Regions from separate parts of the Homo sapiens genome. Here region 2 is linked to region 1. Evidence: read pairs that join two places in POLR2A ChIA-PET (ENCODE). Cell type or tissue: OCI-LY7. All regions are shown on one strand.

What was found. Peaks named below come from ENCODE experiments on the same cell type or tissue, not always from the same donor. Only the 100,000 strongest peaks of a DNase experiment are listed, where the experiment ranks them.
Region 2: POLR2A ChIA-PET joins it to region 1 with 10 read pairs; 6 of 35 experiments call an interaction of 5 or more read pairs at or near these places.

Annotation. Positions count from the first base shown.
Region 1 is chr1:26,691,280-26,693,779 of GRCh38, forward strand. LOC124900417 (translation initiation factor IF-2-like) reads right to left here. Exons shown (of 2, transcript XM_047439473.1): 2 at 629-2,500. LOC101928728 (a long non-coding RNA gene) reads right to left here. Exons shown (of 1, transcript NR_135804.1): 1 at 631-2,500. Among named protein-coding and RNA genes, the nearest start is that of ARID1A, 3.5 kb to the right of the region's middle. RefSeq lists enhancers at 1,406-1,920, 1,637-1,736. In OCI-LY7, CTCF peaks have their summits at 1,419 and 1,627; DNase peaks (open chromatin) are centred at 1,202 and 1,892; H3K4me3 peaks cover 1,971 bases; H3K27ac peaks cover 2,091 bases.
Region 2 is chr1:26,576,963-26,579,462 of GRCh38, forward strand. No RefSeq gene overlaps it. Among named protein-coding and RNA genes, the nearest start is that of MIR1976, 24 kb to the left of the region's middle. In OCI-LY7, no CTCF peak of the experiment used is centred here; a DNase peak (open chromatin) is centred at 1,449.

The sequences.
Region 1 (2,500 bases):
TTTGAGACGGAGTCTCCCTTTGTTGCCCAGGCTGGAGTGCAGTGGCGACATCTCAGCTCACTGCAACCTCCGCCTCCCCGGTTCAACCGATTCTCCTGCCTTAGCCTCCCGAGTGGCTGGGATTACAGGCGGGTGCCACCACGCCCAGCTAATTTTTTGTATTTTCAGTAGAAACGGGGTTTCACCGTGTTAGCAAGGATGGTCTCGATCTCCTGACCTCGTGATCTGCCTGCCTCGGCCTCCCAAAGTGCTGGGATTACAGGCGTGCGCCACCACGCGCGGCTCAAGCTTTAAGTAGGTTTTTCATACAGTATTTTTTGTATTAGTTGGTGAATACAAATCTTCAATGAGCTCAGCAGAAATAAGAAATCCAAATTTCCTGATCTGCCCAGTGGTTTTATGAAACCCCAGTCCCGTTTTTTTGTTTTTTGTTTTTTTAAAAAATATTAGTAGTAGCTTTACTCAGTCTTTTCCACAAAAATAAGCTCACTGGTCAGCAAGCTCACCAGTGAGACTGGTGAGTGAGGCTGTACTTAGAAGAATATGAAAGCCTTGGTATCTTTTTCCTCATATTAGACTGGCCCTGGGTGTTATTTTTGTTTGAAACCTGCCACAAGCCAGACCAGCCTGGACTTTTACTTATTTTATTTTTTATTTCAGTTTTGGTGGAGGTGGTGGTGAGGGTAATTTTTAATTTATATTGAGACAAAATAAGCTGGCTGACTTATGCCTGAGGCTCTTTTTTTCACAGCTACTTTGGGGAAAAAAAGTCTCATTCAGAAATTAACATTTCTCAAAATGTGTTCCTTATTCTGAAATATAAATGACCCCAAATTGCTTAAGAGTTTGAGATGAGTGGGGAAAAGATCTAGAAAAGCATTTATTGTGTGCCAACCAAGTTTGAGGCCTCCTGGTTTGCTCCTTTGGGATTCTAGATCCTTGGCAGTCACAGTTTTACCGCGAAGAGCTGTTGAATGCCATTCCGAGTTCATTCCATTTTTCTCCGTGTGTGCATCCAGTTCGTATTTTACAGCTCCCGTATGGGAGCCGGTAACATAATGAATTGCCTTGACTCTCGCTTCAATCCACTTTCCTCGCTTAATATGCAGCCCAAAGTTTTGCAGCTCGCTGTCAGATGGTAGTGCTAGACTTTCACACCGATCCCAAAGCCTCCGCTGGGGCTGTTTCTTAACACGGAGTTACAAACTTTAAGAACAGACAGCTCCAGACGGAAATCCACGCCAGGCTTTGAACTCTGCTTCTGGCTTCCGTCAACTGACATAGTTGCCCTTTTGCTCAAACTCGCAGCTCCAGTTCGCACTCGAGAGAGCTCTGCTGGGTGTCTGCTGCTGTTCCGCGGCGGGAACGTGTGGGGGCAACAACCTGGCGCTCCAGCGATTCTCCACGCCTTAGTTAGGAATCTAAGCAAACCCTCGCTAGGGTCCCTGGGCTTAAGACGACTTCTCCCACAAGGATTGGGTGGAGGAAGGAGCCGAGCCCGATCTTCTGTTTGTTTGTTGAGTTTTGTATTTCAGACATTTAGGGGAAGCAAATTGCGAGAAAGGAAGGGCTGTCTTCCCTGCAAACGTTTCCCTCTCCTAGCAAACCCTCCAGGCCTCGGTTCCACATTTTGCAGTTGACTCTCTGGATTTTAATAGGTTGTTCCCTTGTCCTCGGGCCCAATCCATGCACGCTGTGCAGCCGGATAAAATGGGAGCACATCCTCTGCCATTTTCAGCCGGTTTGTCCTGGCAGCCCTGCCCCCTTCCTTGGCTGCTCTGCCGCTGGAGTTAATACGCCCAGAAACTCCGCCTGATCCTCCAGGCCTCAAATCCAGTCCGCGTTTGCTAAGTGCCGTGCGGTCGGGGACGGCGATAAGAACTCTCCTGTGAGGGAGAGCTAGCGAGACTTTAGTCCGGTTTCCATGTCAACGATTCAGTCCATATTTGCCATCAGGCTGTTGGCCGAGGTGCTTTCGCGAGGGTAGCGCTGTCCTAGTCCTAGTTCTCCAATCTGCGCCGGGATTCCTGAGCTGCCTGGGTGTGGGGTTAAAAGGCAGGGGCCGTGGGGGAAAAAACTCCACCGAAGGGAGGACCCACTGCCCCCAGCCGGGGTCTCGCTGCTCGGGCCAGCCACGTGCCCAGCTCCTCCCCTCCCCCGCTTTCCCGTTGCCACTGCCCCTAGGGAAAGCTGATGGGCCAGTTTCTAAAAAAGTTCCCTCAGCCCAACATTTCCTGGGATCGTGGTGTGGGGCTCTAAAAGTAAAAGTGGAAGAGAACCCTAGTGAATTAAAAAAAAAAAAAAGTAGAGAAATTCCACATTATCTCCTCCAACCCAGGTGGATAGATTTTTGTGCACTTTACCTTATTGCTAGAGAAAAATGGTGACTGTTTTCAAAACAGCTTGCCCACGTGTAGGGAAGGAGATTTTTGGCGCTTTCCATATTTCACAGCCATTGAAGAAAGGGGATGAGGGCTTTCTTTGGAGAGAAATCCATTCT
Region 2 (2,500 bases), 110 kb before region 1:
AAATAAATAAATAAATATAAATAAAAATATCCAAATGGAGATGTCAAATAAGAGTTGTAATTAGAAGTTGAAGTTCTAGGGAGAGATCTGAACTGGAAAGATAAATTTGGAAGTCATTAGCTTGGAGAAAGTTTGCAAAGCCAAGAGACGGGGCTTCTGAGAGTGTGGTCCACATACCAGTAGCATCAGCATCATCTGGGAGCTGGGTAGAAGTGCTGAATCTCAGGCCTGTCCCCAGACCTGGTTAATAGGAATCTATCTTATAACAAGGTCTACATGTGATTTCTGTGCATATTAAAGTTTGAGAAGTGCTGTTCTAGGGCCTGAGCAAAGATGAGGGGGTGGGGGGATGCCTGTGCTGAGCCCTGGAGCACCAGCAAGGGACACTCAGGGATGACAGCCAGAGGACCCCCCCACCCCCAGTCTGGCAAGATTCCAAGCCTTATGAACCAGGCCTTGGTTTCCATTATGTCTCGGCCGCCCCACTTTACAGATTTTAGAAAGCTAGGGCCTTAGAAGTGAATAAGTCCTGTTATGATGGAAGGAGATTCTGATAACAGCAGCTAAGTTTTGGGGCTGGCCTAAGTGTACGGATTCTAAGCCCGGCAGCCTCCCCACAGGAGCAAGGAGGGTGCTGTTGGGGCCCCATGGGCTAGGAAGCCCTCCTTTGCAACCAGTGACACTTATGTGGTACTTAGCCCCAACCCATGTCCTGTGTGTTTCACTTCTTGGAGACTTGGTTTCCCCATCTTGGAACCAACATTTCCTGTCCCACCCATCATCCAGGGTTGTCTCCCCTGGACCCCATCACCCAGCTGGAATCCTGAGCATCACCCTGCCTCCTTCCCCCCACTTCTGCATCCTGCCACCATCAATTCTGTTTCCTAAATATTTGGAGGATCCATCCCCTCCTCTCCATCCTCCCTGCCCTTCTCATATTTTTGTTCTTCCAGTAGCCTACTAAATCTCTCCAGACTTTTGTGTCCCCAACATCCTCCATTTACAATCACAAATCTGACCCAGCATCTGCCCTGAAGTGACTCGTCACTGTCTACAAGATATTGCTGAGGCATCCTCGCTTGAATTCAGTGTCCTGTGTGATCTGGCCCCCACCAAGATCCCAGTGTCAACTCTGTAACTTGTCCCCAAACTGCTCACAAGACCCAAACCTGCCGTGCTTCTGCCTCCACTGGATTCTGCTGCCACGTGTGCCCTGCTAATTTCCCATCCTTTAGGAAAATTCAAATGACACCTCCAGGAAGCCAACTAGGACACCACAAACTGTTTGGTGACCTTCCTTTGGGGTCCTCAGACCCCGCTCTGTGCCCCATTTCTGCGTATACCACACTTTTGGAAACAGCTGATGATGTGTTTTCTCCCCACTAGTCTGTGAACCTGAGGGTGTGGGCTGTGCTTTGTTCATTCCATATCCTGTGCACCTGGCACACAGTTTTTTGGTCCTCAGCTAGTGTTTGTTGAATGGGTGAGTGAACGAGAGAGCAGACTTGATGGTGCTGGGGGAAGCATAGAGCTGGAGCCTGGAAAGGCATCTGGGGTGGAAGGGAAGCTGGTGCTCTGAGGCATTGAGCTGTTAGTGTCTTGCCCCAGGCACCAGAAGGAAGATCCAAGAACCAGGAAATGGTGGATGGGTGGGTGGGGTGGGAGTCCATAGGTTTCTCAGCAGCCAAACCCCAAAACCCTAATACTTCACCTCTGTGGGCTTCAGTTTCCGCACTTGCTAAATGGGGATAATTCTTGCCCACCTCACAGCATCACCTGAAGATCAAATGAGTGTGTGAATATGAATGTGTTTAGGAAGGTAAAAAGCTTTGCAATTAGGCTCATTATAGTTTTCACAGGTCGGGACAGCCCCCCAGGGACTCACTGGACTCCAGAAACGCAGTTCCCAGCCACCAGCACCTCCAGTAGGAACTTTCCTCTCTGAGTGCTGACTGCCTGGACAAAACCCATTAATAGGCTGGGCATGGTGGATCACGCTTATAGTCCCAGCACTTTGGGAGGCCAAAGCAGGAGGGTCGTTTGAGGCCAGGAGTTTGTGACCATCCTGGGCAATGTAGTGAGACCCAAGACCCGTTTCTATTTAAAGAAAAAAAAAGTAAAAATGTTTTTAAACCCACTAATGAGAGTGTATATTCAAGGCAACTTGAATCTATGCTCCCAGGAAATATTTTAAATAAGTGAAAAAAAAAAAACACGAATAGCAATAACCCAGCTTGGGACAACAAATGATCAATCCTCATGTCCCCAAGTTCCACAGTCACTCTTCCTTTTTTCTGAGAGTCTTGTTCTGTCACCCAAGCTTGCTGCAACCTCTGCTTTACAAGGCTCAAGTGATCCTCCCACCTCAGCCTAACAAGCTGGGACTACAGGTGTGCACCACCATAGCTGGCTAATTTATTTTATTTTATTTTGTAGAAACGGGTTCTCGCTATGTTGCCCAGGCTGGCCACTCTTCCCTTTAATGCCCAAATAACAACCC